Linked DNA regions of Homo sapiens: region 2 is linked to region 1. Evidence: chromatin loops called from intact Hi-C (ENCODE). Cell type or tissue: OCI-LY7. All regions are shown on one strand. Links, peaks and the distances in the headings refer to the core of each region. The heading gives the core; the rest is flanking DNA.

Region 1 (10,489 bases), core at 915-8,914:
TGGCAGAAAAATTCTCCAGAGCTGCTGTAGGGGAAATAAAGAAAGAGAAGGAACCACTGGTTTCTGAGTGTCTTCTGTGTGCCTGGCACCCAGCGAGGCACTTTAATTATATCAATAATATCACTCCTAGGCACTTTCTATATTCCAGGTATTGCACTAAGCACTTTACATAATCAATTCTCATGATGCTTACATGAGGTGGGTACTCTTAGCACTCCAACTGATGTTAGAGAGATGATAAATAACAAAATTCATAAGTGGCAGAACCAGATCCAAATTCAAAGCCCAAAGCACTTAACCACTTAGCAATACAGATGGTACTACACACACTGTAAAGTGACAAATGGTGAGAAAACTTCCCACGCAGCCCATTTTCGATGGATCAGATGAGTGGGTAGAAAAACAAAAACAAAGAATCATGAAGCAGGCATGAAAACTCATTTCACTTCCAGAAAAACATAATTTGAATAGAAGTAGTTAGAACTGCGGAATTTATAAATAGAAAGCATCTTAGACGGTATCTATTAACCACTGCTTATTTGAAACATGGGGAAACTAAGGAATGGATGTGCCCAAAGCCACACAGCTAGTTAATGCCAGACCTGGGCTTAAAAGTCAGGACTCTGACTCCCAGGCTACAGCGTAAGTGACCTGAACAAGGTTACTCATGTAATAAATACCATATTATTCAAATGAACTTTTTCCCCAACGTGTCAATTAAAAAATTTTTTTTAAAAATTATAACAACAAACAGAAAAAAATAAAACCCCAACTGGGAATTTTAAATTTACCTTAAAACCTGACCTGGGCCAGGTGTGTTGGCTCACTCTTGTAATCTCAACACCTTGGGAGGCTGAGGCAGGAGCATTGTTTGAGCCCAGGAGTTTGAGACCCACCTGGGCGACATAGTGAGAAACCATCTCTACAAAAAATTAAGAAATTAGCCGGGCATTGTGGTGTGTGCCTGTAGTCCCAGCTACTCGGGAAGCTGAGGCAGGAGGATCGCTGGAGCCCAGCAGCAGTTCAAGACCAGCCTGGGCAATACAGCAAGACCCTGTCTCTAAAAGCAAAAACCAAAAAACAAAAAAACAGGAGTTATATTTGAAAAGAGCTGTATGTGGAGCACAATGATTATATTTACAAATATAGGATCATTTCTGAACCCCCAGAGACCATCAGAATAGTTTCAGAATTGACCCCTACCTAGTGGCAGCTAATAGCAGCAATGCTTCAGATGAAATAAAAAACATATTTAAAAAACGATCTCTTTGGAAAGCTTCTCTTCACATCTACTCTGACTTGATCCCCTTCCCGCTACCTTCTCCCCTCATGGAACCCCAGGAATTCGAAGGCAAAAATTACATGTGTTGGATTAAAACTCCCACCTCGGTCTCCAGCTGGCCTGTTTGCTCCCCAGCTGGTAAGAGTCAGTCCTCAGAGTGCAAGTGCTGATTACTGGTGGAAAGACTTTGTCCATCTGGTCAGTGGTTAAATGAGGAAGATCAGAAGGGAAGTAAGAATTGGCTATAAGCCAGACCTCTGGTTTCAAAGAGGGCCCTGATGCGGCAGCCCATAGTGGGGTTCAAGTCTTTATGAGAACACACTCCCCCACCCTGGCCCCCAATCCCACTGCCTGGTTTAGGAGATGAGAGAGGAGAGTGGGTTGGTAAGAAACCAAAAGGCAATTCAAGACAGGGCAGTATGGAACCACTCATAACAACGGGGTCGTCTTACAAGGCAACAGGAAATAGCTACAAAAAAAGACCAAAATCGTAGCCTACTTCGGCTTTGCTTTAGTTGTTCTTTGGAACAGAAACATATGAAATTGGTAAGGAAGCAGCAAGCCTTTTTAAAAATTTTTCTTCTCTCTCTCTCCCTTATTCCTTTTGACCTTTTCGAAAGCCTAGTGAGAAAGGGCCTGCTTCATAAAAATGCCTCCTCAGGATTTTCTGTGCGGTCACCTTCTAGAGTGAAATCTGCCATCTGGAAGGGTGAAAACCCAGCTATCTAGGCAGGTTCCATAATTCCAATTGAGCCCTACAGTGGTCCAAAACTGTCTAAGAGCTTTATTGCTTTGTTCACCACTGTCTCCGCAGGGCCTAGAACAGTGCCTGGCACACGGTGAGACCGTGGTATATAAATATCTGCTGAGTTAAGAAATGTCTTAACTGTTCAGAACCCAGACACAGCTAACACTGAAATACATTCACAAATGATTTTTTTTTTTTCTACACAGGGTCTCACTCTGTCACCCAGGCTGGAGTACAGTGGCACAACCATGACTCACTGCAGTCTTGACTTCCCCAACTTGAGTGATTCTTCCACGTCAGCCTCCCGAATAGCTGGGACTATAGGCAAGTGCCACCACACCTGGCTAATTTTTTGTACAGATGGAGATCTCACTATGTTGCCCAGGCTTGTCTTCAACCCCCAGGCTCAAGTAGTCCTCCTGCCTTGGCTTCCCAAAGTGCTGGGATTACAGCTGTGAGCCATTGCGTCTGGCTCACAAATGATTTAAACAGACAGAGCACAATCCAAAGCGAGGATTTTCCAGGCAACTCCCAAGCCCTGGCCCAGAAAAACTCACACATAAAAAACACTCTTTCCACCCAGAGAACAAGGTGTGTTATTAAACTCCTCATCAGATGAGATATTCTGGAGGAACTGGAGAGCGGGAGAAGGATGTATCTAGGACGTTCTTACTTTGGGATCTATTGAGTGGATGGAGTTTTATATTTCACCCTAATGATGTCAACCCTAGCTGAACAGGGCCCCTTTATATCATCTCTGGGTGTTGACTGAATATGAGCTATTGACACTCCCGTTCAGAGAATGGCCTAGACTGACACAGATGTCTCCAAATGGAGTCAGCTGTGATTTTCCCTCAAGTTCTTTCAAGACAGTGCCTACCCTCCCAATGTGCAATCACTGGAGACTTCTTTTTTAAGTGTCAATAAATGATTCTCCTAGCTTCTAGCAAACACTTACTACATGTCACACGAGTATGGAGTGCTTCACATGTGTAGTGACTTCTTTCATGTTGCTAACAACCCTACCAGGGAGAGTCATTGTTTAGATTTTTCTCTCTCTCTTTTTTTTTTTTTTTTTTTTGAGACAGGGTCTTGCTCTGTTGCCCAGGCTGGAGTACAGTGGCATGAACATGACTCACTGCAGCCTCGACCTGCTGGGCTCAAGCAGTCCTCCCACCTCAGCCTCCTGAATAGCTGGGACCACAGGCATGTGCCACCACACCTGGCTAACTTTTTCTATTTTTTTGTAGAGATGGGGTCTTGCTGTATCGCCCAGGCTGGTCTCGAACTCCTGGACTCAAGCAATTTTTTCCCACGTTGGCCTCTTGAAGTGATGGGGTTATGGGCATGAGATTTCTGTTTAGATTTCATAGATGACCAAACTGAAGTGCACAGAGGTTAAGTGGTGCCTGGTCATACAGTGATAAAGTTGGGTAGAATCTCAGGTTCCATCAGTCGTACCAAAGTAGGACTCCTGTACATCTCTTGCAGGTTCACTGGAAGTGGAGAAGGAAAAAGACAATGAGGGAGGGAGAAAAGCAGGCAGTGTAAAAGAAGCAAAGGAGGAAAGGAAAATGAAATGAGGGAAGAGGGGAGGAATGACAAAGAAGAGGAGAATTCAGTTTGCCAAAGCTGAAATTGAGTAATTGAGTAACATGCCTTAAGAGAAATGCTAACAAAGATAACAGCTGCTGACTGTGTGCCTGATAACTATCCCAAATCCTTTCATTTATATACAAAGGGCCTTTTATGGCCGGGCGTGGTGGCTCATGCCTGTAATCCCAGCACTTTGGGAGGCTGAGGTGGGCAGATCACCTGAGGTCAGGAATTTGAGACCAGCCTGGCCAATATGGTGAAACCCCCTCTCTACTAAAAATACAAAAAAATTAGCTCGGCATGGTAGCGCATGCTGTAATCCCAGCTACTTGGGAGGCTGAGGCAGAATTGCTTGAACCCAGTGGGTGGAGGTTGCAGTGAGCTGAGGTCGCACCACTGCACTCCAGCCTGGGCGACACAGCGAGACTCTGTCTCAAAAAAACAAAACAAAAACCCAACTCTCTCTCTCTCTCTCTGTGTATATATATATATATATATATATATATATATATATATATATATATGCGTTTTAAATGAATTTTCATAAGAACTCTGTAAGGTGGATTCCATTACTAGCTTCATTTTATGGATGAGAAAATTGAGGCTCAGAAAAGGTACATGGCTGACCCACCTTACAAGGTCATAGGGCCAGGAAGAGGCAGAGTAGGATGTAAACCTAGGTGTTCTGACTCCAGAATCCATGCTCTTAAGGGCTATATTACTTCAGTACAAAGTATTTCCTATCTCATACATCCTATATATTAAATCACATGTAGTTTAGGCACTTAATGTATCACCTTGATTGCGAAGCCTAACACTGCTCTGAAAAGCTTGATCCAGACTCACCAAACCAGAGTTGGCTGGTTCAGGCCACTGTCTCGAAGCAAGGCCAGAAGAAGAGAAAGGTTTTACAATCACCATCCCTTGGCTACTTCCTGGCCCCACACTGATGAAATATGGGCAGCTGCTAAAAATGGTGTCTATGTTTGCTATTGATCTTCCTTGGGCAGTCAGGATGGAATTAATCTCCACCTGTTGGGATGCTTCCATGGCTGTGTCATGCATATGTGAACACTCAGGGTACAGGATGATATTTGTCAGTTATGTGGCCTCCTGGACCTGACTCCATATTACTCTGGGCTTAAGATGTAGCCTAGCACACATGTAATTAATTCAGTGTGGAAAAGCTCTGGATTATGTGTTCATTCATTCACTTAACCAATATGTGCTGAGCACTCTCTAAGTGCAAGCACTGTTCTTGGCACTATTATATACCAGCCAATAAGACTGAAAGGGCATTATCTCTGGAGCTTGTCCTACAGTTCTCAACTTCATTGGTATTTGCAGCCAGATAACTCATTATTGCGGAGCATAGTCCTGGGCACTATAGGGTGCTAAACAGCATCCCTGACCTCTACCCACTAGATGTCAGTAGATCCTCCCCCATATGTCTCCAGACCTTGCCAAATGTCCCCTGGGACGCAAAATCACCTCTTTTGAGAACAACTGCTTTAGAGGTGAGGAGAAAAAAAGAAACTAGTAACAATTAAACAAATATGATATTTTCAGATAATAAGGGCTCTGAAGTAGATAAACTGGCAATGGAATTGAGTTCTAAGCATGTGCAAAACTCACTTCTCTTTACCCAGGAAGCACGAGAAATGAGGAAATTGATGGAGAAGGCCGGATGTGGTGGTTCCCTCCTGTAACCCTAATGTTTTGGAAGGCTGAGGCGGGGGGGGATTGCTTGAGCCCAGGAGTCTGAGATCAGCCTGAGCAACAGGGTAAGACCCTGTCTCTACAAAAAATTAGCCAGGCGTGTACCTGTAGTCCTATGTACTTGAGAGGCTGAGGCAGGAAGATCACTTGAGCCCAGGTGTTTCGAGTTGCAGTGAGCCATAACTGTGCCACTGTACTCCAGCCTGGGCAACAGTGAGATACTGTCTAAAAAAAAAAAAAGAAAGAAAGAAAGAAAGAAAGAAAGAAAGAAAGAAAGAAAAGAAATTAATTGATGGAGAGAACTTATATTGGACCACTGCTCTTGGTCAAGTGGCTCCCAGTAGAGACTGGAGGGCTGATGGTGTTTTCTAAACATTTAACTGCATGCTCCTTTCTGCCTTACAGAGGTTGGGAGAAAGTAAACAAGAAAGGCTGGCCAGTCAATGGACGGCCATTGCTGCAGCTCTAATGCCAACCTGGCAGGCAATTCCAGCCAGCTTCGGGCAGACATTCCCTGGGGAGGGCATTCTCATAAATGACAATCCCTTATCAGATTCTAGCCTGATCTGATAAGTCTGGTGAAAAGAAAAGCCAGGTTTTAAAGGAAGAAAGAAAAATAAAGAAGCAAAGCAACTTATTAAGCCTGGAGCTGAAGGCCATCAGGAGACACCAGCCTAGTGTCAATGAGAAGCACACAGGATTTAGAGTCACGAGGTTTGAGTTTGTGTCCCAGCCCTGCTATTTACCTAAGAGAATATCATGGTATCTCTCTAAATCTCAGTTTCTGCCCCTATGAAATGGAAAGGATAAAAAATCAGTCTCATTTGGGTTTGCCTCTTGTATTAAGGCAGGTTGAACTGATTATAAACTCTACCTTAAAGCACAGATGATAATTGTATCATCAGTAATACACCATTTATTGAGTATAGGTTAGGTGTTAGAGTCTGTGCTAAGTGCTTGACATGTATTACCAGTTTATCCTTACCCTAGTGCCGTGAGTACTATTATTAGTGGAAATAATGTCTAAGCTATTGAGTACTATCCTGTTCTCCAGAAATGGTTATTTTAATTTGCTTAAGTGCGTACTTCTCTCAAGAAAAAAGTTTTCCTAGATTATTATTATTTGAGACAAGGTCTCTCTCTCTATCACCCAGGCTGGAGTGGACCATAGCTCACTGTAGCTTCAGCCTCCTGGGCTCACGCAATCCTCCCACCACAGCCTCCCAAGTAAATGGAACTACAGGTGCACACCATCATGCCTGGCTAATCAATTTTTTTTTTTTTTTTTTGTAGAGATAAGGTCTCACTATGTTGCCTAGGCTAGTCTTGAACTCCTGGGCTCAAGTGATCCTCCCGCCTCGGCCTCCCATAGTGCTGGGATTATAGGCATAAGCCACCATGCCCAGCCTCTTCTACATTATTAAGACACTAAGCTGTCATGTTTAAGTTGACAATCAACCCGCCAGTTAAACCCTGGAGAGACCCAAAAACCTAATAGCTGGGGATTCATTCAATCTGATTTTTTCTAGTGATAATCAACAGACTAACTTACAACCACCATTTTTAGCTGTCCATATGTCCAAATCTGGGGAAGGAAGGTGGTAAACTCTAACACCTTATCTGATTGTGACCAGATCATTCCTTTGTTCTCATCTCCATAAAATGCAAGTTAATATGTGTTCATGGCTTTGCCTATGCCATCTGCTTTTACATACATTTTCCCCATTGAGCTCTCAAACCTACCTGTGAAGCAGATAGTTTCCATAATCTGAGATTCCACGAAGTTGAGAATGACTTGTCTGAGGTCCCACAGTTTATAAGGGGCTAGGCCAAGCTCAAAAAGGTGCTCAACAAACAACATGAGAGGGAAAAATCAGGGTATATATCTACATGGAAGAAACTTCAGTGAAAAGCAAGATTCTCTTTATATTCTGACTGTGCTTTTCCAATTAGAAACTCATGTTAGGCACCAAGAAGAGACTGTCAAATGTTTATTTTCAGAAAAACATGCAGGATATTTCTGCTGTTCCTCTCCAGAAAGAAACAGCCTCGTTGCTTAAAACCAGTTGTTAGGCTGTATTTTTAGACGTCATGGTACAGTATCAATGAGTCAAAAATAAAAAAACAAAAAAATGGGAGGGCACAGATACTGTAAACAGGAAAAGTCACAAAAATGGAACTAAGAAAAGCTGAGAGCACAGCCTGTGGGTTGGGGGTGGGGGGATTTTCATTTTCATCTGCAGTTCAGGTTAACCAGAAATGAAAGTTCTCCAGTTGCCTTGTAGAAAATGGAAATTTTGGCTTCAGTGAGTATGCAAGCAGCAGACACCCTGTGGTTTGGAAACTTTTTGCTTTGCCAACTGTCAGTTTTCTCTTTTCCCGTGAAAAACAACCTGTAGGAAGGAGTAAAAAAGTACTGCGTCTTTCAAAGACTTAAAAGTCTCAAGTGTAACTTGTGTGAAGAGATATTGAAAATAAACTGCAGTACTTGTAATTTAAAGATATTCTAGGTATTGCCTATTCACGGTATAATACATTTGGAAATCCTGGGCTCAATGGAAGCCACTCACAAAGCAAACAAATCACATACATCGTCCTGAGAACCTAAGAATTAGCAAAAATTAATTAGAAAATCAGAATCAACTTTACATTAATTATGGAGTACATGCTTACTCTCAGGGTTTTCATGTTTCAATTTTTCGTCAACCCTGTTAGAATGTCTCTGATTTATGCTTTTCCAAGTCTCTTTATTTTTTGTGACTCATGTATAGGTAGAGGCTGAAATAAGTCCTCCTTAGGGAGTTTATAATTAAAACAAACGGATTGTATTAGGTCCAGAGTCCTAGCCTATCTCTGATTTGTTGGTAGAAACATCATATTTGGGTAAGGGTTTTAGAAAAGCATCACCAAATTGTAAAAACAGAAAAGTCAAACTCATTTGGGACATATAGAAAAATTCTTAATCTTAACATCCAGGACTTGTTTCACTGTCACAGAAGAAATATTTCCTCTCAACTTACAGGCTTATATTATTTAGTCATGAAGCTTCCTTGTCACCTAATGCAGGCTGTGTTTTTAAATGGGATTCAGACTCTTTTTGAAGCCAATGTGGGATTCAACGATTAAAACAAAACAACAAAACTGGAAGCCACAGGTCAGGAGAACATAGAAATATGAAAAAGGAGTTAAGAAAAAAAAGATTTATTGGCAAGCACCAGGGAACATAACTGGGAGGAAAGATCTTTTGAGAGACAGAATGGTGGTGGAGAGCTGGCTCTTGGCCACTCACGAAAGCCCACTGTCCCATTTTCAAGCTGGTTGTTAGGTACAACTAATATGAACTTACAATGAAATAAATCGCATTAAAAGCAAAGGTAATAAAACTCTTCACTTTCCAATTGTTTTACTACATTTACTATGACCTTTGCTCTTGTGGTTATTGAATCTGCATGGAAGTAACACCATTTAATGATATGCTACTGCTCGTCTCTTCCCAGATCAGTAAGTCAGTCAAGGTGAGAGTATTTACACCACAGAAAATGGCAAGTGTTGCAAATCAGTGTCCCTTTTTCCCCAGAGCTGGTTGTGTCAGAGGTGTTTGCACTGGAGTGACTCCATCTTGAATAGGACCTGGGTAAAATAAGGCTGAGACCTACTGGGCTGCATTCACAGGAGGTCAGGCATTCTTAGTCACAGGATGAGATAGGAGGTCAGCAGGGCTGGTATCACAAGATACAGGTCATAAAGACTCAGCTGATAAAACAGGACACAGCAAAGAAGCCAGCCAAAACCCACCAAAACCAAGATGGTGATGAAAAAAGACCTCTGGTAGTCCTCACTGCTCATTATACACTAATTATAATGCAATTGCATGCTTTAAGACACTCTCACCAGCACCATGACAGTTTACAAATGCCATGGCAACATCCAGAAGTTACCCTATATTGTCTAAAAAGGGAAGGAACCCTCACTTCTGGGAACTGCCTGCCTGTTTCCTGGAAAATTCATGAATAACCCACCCCTTGTTTAGCATATGATCAAGAAATAATCATAAAAATAGCCATCTAGCAGCTCTCGGTGCTGCTCTGCCTATGGAGTGGCCATTCTTTTGTTTCTTTACTTCTCTAATAAACTTGCTTTCACTTTACTCTATGGACTCATCCTAAATTCTTTCCTGCTCGAGATCTAAGAACTCTTGGGCTCTGGATCAGGACCACTTTCCAGTAACAGCTGAGAAACATTTACCAGCATACCAGTGGAGAAAGTGATGGTCAGAACACTCAGGATGTGGAGGCCGTTGAGAGACCACGTGATAAAGATGAACAAACAGAGGCTTCAGGTTTACAGAGAATTCTGTTTGAAGCCCAGCTTACTTAACTTTAGTAGGACTTACTATTTTAAATCTCTAAAATAGATTTACTAATACCTTCCAGGGTTGTTGTGCATAGAACTTGGCGAACAGAGGCCAACATAAAGGTGACTATTATAATTTATTTCTTTATTTTTATTTTTATGTTTTGAGACAGAGTCTCATTCCGTCACCCAGGCTGGAGTGCAGTAGCGCAATCTCTGCTCACTGCAACTTCTCCCTCCCGGGTTCAAGCAATTCTCCTACCTCAGCCTCCCAAGTAGCTGGGACTACAGGCATGCACCACCATGCCCAGCTAATTTTTTTTTTTTTTTTTTTTTTTTTTTTTGAGATGGAGTCTCACACTGTTACCTGGGCTGGAGTGCAATGGTGTGATCTTGGCTCACTGCAGCCTCTGCCTCCTGGGTTCAAGCAATTCTCCTGCCTCAGCCTCCCGAGTAGCTGGGATTACAGGCGCCCGCCACCAGGCCTGGCTAATTTTTTTTTGTATTTTTAGTAGAGACGGGGTTTCACTATGTTGACCAGGCTGGTCTCAAACTCCTGACCTCAGGTGATCTGCCTGCCTCAGCCTCCCAAAGTGCCGGGATTTGTTATAATTTATTATTGGGTACTGGGCTTTATACCTGGGTGATGAAATAATCTGTACAATAAACCCCTATGACACGAGTTTACCTGTGTAACAAACCTTCACATGAACCTCCCAAACCTAAAAGTTAAAAATAAATTTATTATTATACTTCAAGAAATCCACAGTGCATAGCTCACTGATGAAGGT
Region 2 (10,489 bases), core at 1,231-9,230, 100 kb after region 1:
TTCTCACCAATAGCCCTACAAAGTAAGCGTTTTAACACTTGAAAAAATTCAGGCTCAGGAGGTTAAGTGATTTTCCCCAGGTCACTGACCTAGCAACTGGCAGAACAAGGACTCAAATTCAGGTGAATGTGTCTCCGGAGTCACTATGCTAAACCCCCTATTTCTGAATTAGAGATGTTCGGGTTTCAAATGGGTCAAGATGTTTGATCTGCTGGGGTTGGTAAACAAGATTATCCCTGTAAGGACTTTAGGCACCTGAACGGGACATGAGAATGGAGAAATGCACAATAATATGTAACATTCATACTGTGAAACACTATTTCAAAGCCTCCTGTGTGGATTTAAGTGGGTAGTCTACTTTTACTCTGGCCTAAGATTTAATTGGCTAGGATATCAGAAGAAGCCAAAAGCCCTTTGGAAAAAGAAAGGTGGATCCAAAAGAGCAGAGGAACTGTATGAAGCAAAGATGCCAGGGAGGATAAATGACCAACAATATGTTACCAGATGCGCCCTCCCTGAGAACACTGGACTTGGCAAGGGTAAACAATAAGAGAGGAAGTCAGGGACGGAGAGGGCCAGGGAAAGTTCAGGCCTCCCTCCCTCCCACGCCCTCACTCCCCATTGTGGCTCACACTGAGTCAGCCCAGATGGGAAGAAGGCAGAGACCTCACCCACCCAGTGTCCACCCTACCCATGGCCTGGAAATAAGTGAGGATGAGATTTGTGAGGGCAGCTTAGATACACCCAGGTGCTACTTGGTCCCCCTTTTCCTCCACCCTCACACAGCCCCAGAGGTGCCAGTAGTCAGATCTCTGGGAGACAGTATACCAGCCAGGCCCTTGAATTCTGGTGCCAGCTCTAGTATTAATTACCGGATGACTTTGCATAAGGCACTTTGTGTCTCTGGGCTTTTATTTCCCGTATGAAGAGTCATCTGAGGTTGAATTAGATTAGGGATTGTACATGCAAGTGCCAACAGAGGCCAGGCAGGCAATGAAAATGTAGCAGGCTGGGTACAGGATGACAGGGAACAGTGGGGACTGGAGAGCACATGTTTTGTCCAGTGAGGGCATTCCCAGTGTCTCCAGATGCTCCAATTTTTCCTGGGAAGCCACAATTCAGACTTTTACATAAAGTCTCCCAATCTTTAAGTGTTGGCAACAAATCAAGCCTGCAGAGCAGTTGGCAATCTTGAGTCTAGATGTGCCTTGTCCCATAAGCTAGTCACTAGCCACATGTGACTATTTCATCTTAAATTAATTAAAATTAAACAAAAATTAAAAATTCACTTCCTCAGTCACAACAGCCACCTTTCAACTGCTCAATAGCCACAGGTATTAGTGGCTACCATATTGGATAACACAGATCTGAAACATGTCCAGCTTTGTAGAAAATTCTCTTGGATAGCCCTGGCCTAAGTGATGTCTAAGATAACTTTCAGCTAGTAAAACAAAAAATAAAGACAAAATGAAACAAAGGTTACTTTCTTAATTGATAGGAAACAACGCTACTGGAATTTCGTGGCATAACCATAACACAAAAATATTGGTGTCATTATTTTATTTTCACTCTGATGAGTTCCCTTCAGTTGCATTTAAATTGGTTTCTGCAGATCTGTTAATAGAAGCAGCCTGATACTTTCTAATCTGCTTCAACACACAAAGTACATTCATAGGGATTTGAAATCTAAACTTATATTAAAAGGAGAGGGGCCGGGCGTGGTGGCCCATGCCTGTAATCCCAGCACTTTGGGAGGCTGAGGAGGGCAGACCACTTGAGGTCAGAAGATCGAGGCCATTCTGGCTAACACATGGTGAAACCCCGTCTCCACTAAAAATACAAAAAATTAGCTGGGCGTGGTGGCATGTGCCTGTAGTCCCAGCTACTCGGGAGGCTGAGGCAGGAAAATTGCTTGAACCCGGGAGGTTGTAGTGCGTTGAGATCATGCCACTGCACTCCAGCCTGAGCAACAGAGCGAGACTCTGAAAAAAAAAAAAAAAGAAGAGAAAAGGAGAGGGGGCAGGGAAGAGAGAAACCCTATTTTACTTCTAGTACTTACCCCTCCCCTGCTAGGTGAGATATCACTTCCATACAGAGCTTTTAACTGCCTGTGCAAGAGCCTCCATTGTGACAAGCTGCAATGTTTTAGGTCAGTAGTCACCAAACTTTTCTATAAAGGACCAGACAGTAAATATTTTCAGCTCTGTGGGCTATATGATCACTATGGCAATTATTCATTTCTGCCTTATTACATGAAAGCAGCTATCAACAATATGTAAGCAAATGCGCATGGCTTTGTTCCAATAAAACTTTATCTGTGGACGCCAAAATTTGAATTTTGTATAAGTTTCATGTGTCAAATAGTTACTTGATTTCCCATACAACCATTTAAAAATGAAAAAGGAAAAAAAAAACATTCTTAGCTCAGGACGGTAGCAAAACAGGCAGTGTGCTGAATTTGGCCCACAGGCAGTAGCTTGCAGACCCCTATGTCCTGAAAGTTCTCTGATGGAGAGACTGCTGAACTGTAGGGCAGGGATTGCTGAGCTCTGACTTATATATATGACTCACTGGGCATGAGTCCCATGTAAGTTGTATAGTTAGCCAATGTTGTTCAGGAATGAAGGGAAGGACCATAAGGGCCCTTTTTTGTGAGACAAATTTATTGATATAGTCAGTCCTCATTATTTACAAAATTCAAACTTGCCTACTGGTTAGAATTCATTCATAACTCCAAAATCAATACTCAAGGTACTTTTTTGAAAAATAGAGACAGGATCTCGCTCTGTTGCCCAGGCTGTAGTGCAGTGGCACAATCATAGCCCACTGCAGCCTCAAACTCCTGGGCTCAAGTGATCCTCCCGCCTTGGCCTCCCAAAGCGCTGCAATTACAGGCATGAGCCACCACACTTAGCCTTTGCTCGAGGTATTTTTGCAATCATTCTCTGACTTGTGGGGAACAGCAAAAAATTTGAGTCACCCAATGCTCCTGTTCTCAGCTGAGATATAACAAAATAAAGCGCTGCCCTCTTGTTTCAGTTCATGTTAGGTACACACGTCCCTTTCAGAGTCTATGTAGCAACCTGTTTTACACATGTTGGTGCTTTTGGTTGGTGATTTTGCTGTTTAAAATGCCCCCTAAGCATAGTGCTGAACTGCTAAATTAGCTGTGGTATGAATGTTTGTGTATTTCCAAAATTAATAGTTTGAAGCTTAATCACCCGTGTCAGAATGATAGGAGATAGGGCCTCTGGGACATGATTAGGTCATGAGAACACAGTCCTCATGAACGGGATTAGTGCCCTCATGAAAGAGGCCCCAGAGAGCTGCCTTACCCCTTCTACCAAGTGAAGACACAATGAGAAGGTGCCATTTATGAACCAGAAAGTGGACCCTTATCAGGGTCTACCAAATCAAGTGGACTGTCAAGTGGTATTAGCAGGACCCTCATCCATTGACACTGAATGGCCTGGTGTCTTCATGGTGAATTTCCCAGGCTCCAGAACTGTGAGAAATACATTTCTGTTGTTTATAAGCTACCCAGCTTATGGTATTTCGTAACAGCAGCCCAAATGGACAAAGTTCCTAAGTGGAAGGCAGCTGCAATGTCCTTGTTAAAAAAAAATAATGTCTTAGATAAGCTTCATTCAAACATGAATTATAGTACTTTTGATATGAGTTCAATGTTAATGAATCAACTACATATATTAAATAATGTGTCTTTAAACAGAAACACACTTAAAACAAGGTTATGTACTGACTGGCTGATGAGAATGTTGTGACGAGGTTTATAGCAGCATAACTTATTTCCCCCTAGGTGTGATGTTTCAGTATTTGCTAATTTGGTGTTCATGATGCCTTTACTGAATATAACTACCTCAAATAATGAGAACTGACTGTATACTGACACTAAAAGGACAAGGTCTCACTCTGTCACCCAGGCTGGAGTGCAGTGGTGTGATCATGGCTCACTGCAGCATCGAACTCCTGGACTCAAGCGATCTTCCCGCTTTGGCCTCCCAAAGAGATAGGATTACAGGTGAAAGCCACAGCACAGCCAGGATTGTATTATTAAGGCACATGTGCCTTAGTCTGTCACTTCTGAGTGGTTTCTCTCTTAGCTTACTAATATAAGAAGCAAATCCACAGACAAAGAGGGATGGGAATAAGCAATTTTCATAAGAAACACAAACAGCCAATAAATATACAAAAATCCTTCACTGATAGTCGGAAATAAATATTAAACAAATGAGATATTTTTTCTCCTATTAGATTGGCAGAAACAGAATTACTTTTATAAGACAAAAGAATTGAGGTAAGATATATGTTGACTACCTTAAATCCCAATATGGGATTTAAATAAAAAAGCAACTTCTTTAAAAATTCAAAGATGAATTTAAAATTTGCTTAGGAAGGTAATTCTGAAGCTGATTTCAAGAGGCAAAGCTAAAATAATGAATGTAAGATTCTAAATAACAAGTTATATAGATGTAATATAGAAAAATCACAGGTGCTGTTGACCTTATCTTTAGCCTTTGGTAATTAGGACTTGAACTATAACAGCCTTTTATTTCTACCTACCCGCAACCCTCTGCTTTTATGTACTTTACCTCTGCTTACTTCTCTGCAGCCAGACAGTGACTTAGGCAAATAGGAAGGTAGGTGATGTGCTATTAGTGTTTTAAAAGGCTTTCATCTCTTCCATGGTTTTTCATGGTGTTATTATCTCTTATCAGTAGTTAATTTATATAGTATTTCCATGATGCCTTCTTAACAATATCCAGTGTATTAGCGTCACCTCCTTCTTACACAGTAAATTCATTTCAACACTGCATTGGCCAGAAAGGACATGCAGTAAATGTTAATCAATTCTATTGCCATAAGAAACGTGCATGGAGTTAAAGTTCACAAGAAACAGAAGCTAGAGAACTAACAGCAAAGTGGAACTTGCTGCTCATTAGTTCACGAACACACTCCCCAAAAGTGAAGAGAGACACTCTCACCTGAAACTAGTGCTAGAAGTAGTTATCCTGTTCACACAGCACACCCTACTGCCCATGGGGGAAAGTTCACTTCCAATGCACAACTGAGAAATTAAATATGGACCCTGCTGGCCAGCCTCCACCTAAATCTCATCTCTAATCGATCTGCAATTCAATAACATGCATGTCTTCTTTTGCCCCTACCTTTCGTGATGGCTTCAGCTGAAACATAAAAGGGCTTTAAAAGATTAATAGTTCCATCTTGATGCCAGGTGAAGTAAATTCCCAATTCATTCAATCCTCACTGTGATGTTTTGCACTTGGTACAAAGTAGATGCACAATAATGTTTTATAAAAGCACCACAATAAGATAGGTATTATTTTTATCTTTTTTTTCAGAAGACTTAAAAGGATTAATTAGTAACTCTCCAAAGATCCCAAAGCCCAAGTAAGTGGGGGAGCCAAGAGTTGAACCTCATCTAACTCCAGAGCGTATGCTTAATGACTACACTATATTACCCTCTTATTCTTTAATGCTAAAATAAGCTTTCAGCATTAAAAAGAAATGAACCGTCAGGTGATAATTAGTTTCAAAGTCTACCATAACAGGTTAGGCCTTTTAATAGCTTTAATACCACAGCTTTTGCTAAAGATTGATCAAGAACACAGGCCATTTCCTAAATACCTCACACAAAGGCAACTCTAAGCAAGTGCTAATTTTAAAACAGGGCATATGCCATGTTATCAATAGGAATCCAAAGTTAAACAACAGAATGGGCTAAGTGTGGAGCTTCTGGCATATGCTGGGATGTAACAGCCCTTCTCTTTAAATCAGGTGTTGCACCCATATAGTTTGCTAAGGATAAGGTATGAATAAGGAAATGCTGGGGCTGTAATGAATAGGTTTTCATTATTGTGGATTTGAAACAAACTTTTAAAAGCGTGTGTGTGTGTGTGTGTGTGCATGTGTGTGTGTTGGGTAAAGGATTACGGAGATTAACATTCAAAAGACAGTCAACAGAGAATAGTCCAGAAGTGGAAGGAATTTACGACTTAGCCTTAGAGTTTTCTCACGTTAATACCAACCTATTGGTAATGCCTGCCTGGAGCCCTGTTTCAGGAAGTATTGTGAGACCCGTTCTGAGTTCTACAAAGAAAGGGTGCTGTGTTGATTAATAATGTCTGTCCTGGCAGAGGAAAGGAGGGGAGCATATTAACTGCATAGTTGCTTTTCTTAGGACTAGAAGATTCACAGGAGTGCCATATTTGTTCATTACCACAGAGCTATCTCAGAGCTGCCAGCTAGGACTGAGAGGAAAGATCACACTGCAGACCCAGGATATTTAAATCAGAAAATAATTTTAACCGTGAAAACACAGGGTCTATGGGATTTATCCTCAGATGTAATAAGATAAGCCCACAGATGCGCTTAGGGGCTGAGATGACAGAAAGGCCACTTGGCTGAGAAACAGGAGGGAAAAAGAGCCAAGCAATATGGCTGAGAATTTGTTCTCCATACTGGTACAACAGAGCTTGGTAGATTTGCTATTTCTTTGGCTCAGCCTCATAGATTTTGGAAATGTGACTATTTATAGGGATTCTTATTTTTTTATTTCTTTCACTCATCCCTTAAAAGTTTTAAGCAAAGTCTACTTGAAAAATGTCAGCCTGTCTCAGGTGTGCTGAGAGAAAATTAAGTTTTGTCAGTGTTTAGTCAGAATATAAAAGGAGGGGAAAACTGACCTCTGGTGGTAAATTTGGAAAATCCCTAATACAAAGATTTCCAAAAAGTGATCCAGGAAGCATTAACCCCTCAATATTTTCTGTGGGAGAAGGGCTCTGTGGTAAAAATAACTCTGGGAAACAATTACATACTATATAAATATAATATATATTTATATGTTATATAATATATTTATAATATATTGTTATATATTACTTAATATACCTGTTTTTTTGGCAACTCATTGTGTTTAAGCCCTTAAGAATTCCTGCAGAAGAGAAACTATTTAATGCCTTTTAATTCAGCATTTTCTAAATCTGTTTGAATATAAACATGAAATATATTTTTAAAATTAACCTAACATTTTGGGAGACATGAACCTTAGGGAGAAGAATATAAGATCACGTTTTCCCCGTCCAATATGGAGAATTCCTTTCAGAGCTCTTCTCTGATAAAACCTTAGAACACTTGTGTTTTTACACGTAGCCTTCCCTTCCTTGTTCTCCTCCATGACTGTGTTTAGTAAGAAGCTAGGTAAATGTTTTTTTTTTTTTTTTTTTTTTTTTTTTTTGAGACAGATTCTTACTCTGTCACCCAGGTTGGAGTGCAGTGGCTCCATCTCGGCTCACTGCAAAATCCAACTCCCAGGCTCAAGCAATTCTCCTGCCTCAGCCTCCCAAGTAGCTGGGATTACAGGCATGTGCCACCACGCCCAGCTAATTTTTGTATTTTTAGTAGAGACTGGGTTTCACCATGTTGGCCAGGCTGGTCTCGAACTCCTGACCTCGAGTGATCTGCCCACCTCGGCCTCCCAAAATGCTGGGATTACAGGCGGCGTGAGCCACCACGCCCAGCCAAGAAGCTAGGTAAATGTTAAAGAATAATTTCCCAGTTAGAGACAAATCATTTACATATTTCAAGTTAACAAGCATCTACTGAAGAAAAGCTAGTAGCTGTATCAGTGCACTCAAGCTTTTCAGTTGTAACTATGCAGTAGAAATCTTAAAAAGGCCAACATAGTTTATAGATGACTCTTCTAATACAGAAGCTCTTCAGAGCTGGGAGTTGGTAAAACAGTGGCTCAGACTATTTTGTGCTCTGGAGCTATATAATTTTGGGGTTTGATGACAACCAGTTCTGCATCTCACTAGCTGTGTGACCTGGGGCATGTTACATAACCTCTCTGTTCTCAGTGATCTCATCTGTGAAATGGAAATCACAATATCTCCTAGTTCTGCTGGGGATTAAATGAGTTAACACTTGTAAAGTTCCTAAAACAACAAGTGTTAACTCTTTTAATCCCCAGCAGAACTAGGAGGTACTATGATTTGGCAGTTGGCTGGTAATTTGTTGCTTCTTAATTTGCACCACTAAAGTTAGGTGCATGAGGCATCATTTAAAAGGAAAATAGATTTTTTTTCTTTTAAAAATATTGTACTTTTGTTTTAGATCCTGAGACTACTAAGAAATTTTAACTGATTGTCACTAAAATGTATTATGGTGGTATTTTAAACTATTAACACTTTTTCTTTGGAAAAACCAGGAAAGTTTTCCTCTTCTTAACATTAAAAAACACTGTGGTAAAGTAGATAAAACAAAAATTCATCATTTAAACCATTTTTAAGTGTACAGTTCAGTGGTATTAAGTACATTCACATTGTTGTGCAACCATCACTCTCATCCTTCTCTAGAACATTTTCATTATCTCAAACTGAAACTCTGTGCCCACTAAAATGTAACTCCCCATTCCCTCTTCCCTACAGCTCTTGGCAACCACCACTCTGCTTTCCATCTCTATGAATGTGACTACACTAGGTAGCTCATACAAGTAAGATCACACTGTATTCATCCTTTTGCGACTGGCTTATTTCATATAGCATAATGCCCTCAAAGGTCATCCATGTTGTAGCATGTGTCAGGATTTCATAATACACACCATTTTGGCAGCTTTTTTCCCTCTGTTACTTAATACCTTTGAGAGATCTACCCTGACACTTTTTAAAGGTCAGAGTGTTCTATTAGATGGAAGTACCATCATTTATCCACTTCTCTCCTATCAACAACCATACAAATTGCACCCATAATTTTGCTATTATAACAATGCTAAAGTGAACACACTTGTGCATATATCATTTTGTATTTGTGCCAGTTTATCTGGAAGATAAATCCCTAAAAGTTATGTTACCTGGTCAATAAGAATGTGCATTTAGAATTTTGATAAGTATTGCCAAGTTAACTTCTAAAAATATTGCCCCTACTGGCATTCTCATCAACAGTATATGAGAGCCTTTTTGTCCATATCCTTCCAATGACGAGTATTTAAAATATTTTTTTGTCCTTGCCAGTCTCATAGGTGACGAGCATGGTTATTTAAAATAGATATCCCGACACAAAGAAAAGATAAATATTCAAGGTGATAGACATCCCAATTACCCTGATTTGATCATTACTCATTGTATACATGTATCAAAATAACATATGTATCCCTAAAACGTGCACAACTATGACATATCAGTACAAAATCCACACACATGAAATAAAACAGGTATAAGGGAGGACTTGCTGGTATGCAACGCGGGCAGAAGGGTGCTTGGGTGAAATTTGAGGGCATCAGAATCCTCCTCTGGTCTCTATTTGGAGACCTCTTCTTTTTTTTTTTTTTTTTTTTTTTGAGGCGGAGTCTCACTTACTCTGCTGCCCAGACTGGTGTGCAGTGGCATGATCTCTGCTCACTGCAACTTCTGCCTCCTGAATTGAAGTGATTCTCCTGCCTCAGCCTCCCAAGTAGCTGGGATTATAGGCATGCACCACCACGTCTGGCTAATTTTTGTATTTTTTTGTGGAGACAGGGTTTCATCATGTTGACCATGCTGGTCTCAAACTCCTGACCTCAAGTGATCCACCCACCTCAGCCTCCCAAAGTGCTGGGATTACAGGCATGAGCCACCATGCCCGGGCCTGGATGACTCTTCTTATTGATCCAAGGCAGAGAATGGTATTCTAGTACAAACGGGACTAGAAAGAGTTCTGCTTGGTACTATAATCAGGACTGATATTGAGTAGGAATGCACACATACAGCTATGCTTAGTTAAGATATTGACAATTCCACCATAGTGGTTGGCAACTGACCAGTCCCTGAGCCCCATTCTTGAATCCCAGCCACCTCCCCACAATCCAGCACCTCAAGGGTAAAACGTACTGCCACAAGAGGCCCTTTCAGACCCTGCCCAGCACTATGGGCAAGGCCTATTTAGGCTGATCCTTATTTGTGCTGAGAGGCTGTTAATAGTTTCAATATTGCTCCTGCCTACCTGGGTCTAACTTTTTGTAAGACTCCCTTCTATTTCTGAGCCTCTAGCACTGTTGTAAAGATGTTGTCTGTCTATTTCAGTTACAAGATCCTGTCTTTCTCATTCATTCTTTCACTCTCAAAATGTTTACTGAGTACCTCGTATATGGCAATTGCTGGACCAGGATCCCAGAATATTACTGTGAAGAGGGCAAATGCTGTCCCAGGCCTCAGGGAACTTATACACCAGGAGAGAAGGCAGGTGAAAAGTAACTGAAGAGACAAATTAATTCATGGTAGTAACGAGTGCTATAAAGAAAACAGGGAAGGCTCTAAAGGTGAGTTAATGAATGACTGACTTCTGCCCTCATTGCGTATCTGTGCATCCTCTCTTAAACCTACTTCAAATAATCAAGTTCAGCACCTATCAGACTGGCAAGGATGAAACAACTTTGGAATACTCCTTGTTGCAGGGATATGGAAAAATAGGCTCT

The links. Hi-C counts contacts between places; a loop is a spot of excess contacts. Peaks named below come from ENCODE experiments on the same cell type or tissue, not always from the same donor. Only the 100,000 strongest peaks of a DNase experiment are listed, where the experiment ranks them.
Region 2: a loop joins it to region 1, with 3 times the contacts of the local background. A loop is called at or near these places in 42 of 110 quality-filtered maps.

Annotation. Positions count from the first base shown.
Region 1 is chr3:69,319,504-69,329,992 of GRCh38, forward strand. All of the region lies in intron 1 of FRMD4B (FERM domain containing 4B), which reads right to left. Among named protein-coding and RNA genes, the nearest start is that of FRMD4B, 61 kb to the right of the region's middle. RefSeq lists an enhancer at 1,405-1,454. In OCI-LY7, for the core only: CTCF peaks have their summits at 5,066 (motif pointing right) and 5,265; DNase peaks (open chromatin) are centred at 1,478, 5,088, 5,438 and 7,558; H3K4me3 peaks cover 2,389 bases; H3K27ac peaks cover 2,493 bases.
Region 2 is chr3:69,420,398-69,430,886 of GRCh38, forward strand. It overlaps a transcript of FRMD4B not described here. Among named protein-coding and RNA genes, the nearest start is that of FRMD4B, 40 kb to the left of the region's middle. RefSeq lists enhancers at 279-780, 781-1,280. In OCI-LY7, for the core only: a CTCF peak has its summit at 5,051; a DNase peak (open chromatin) is centred at 5,054.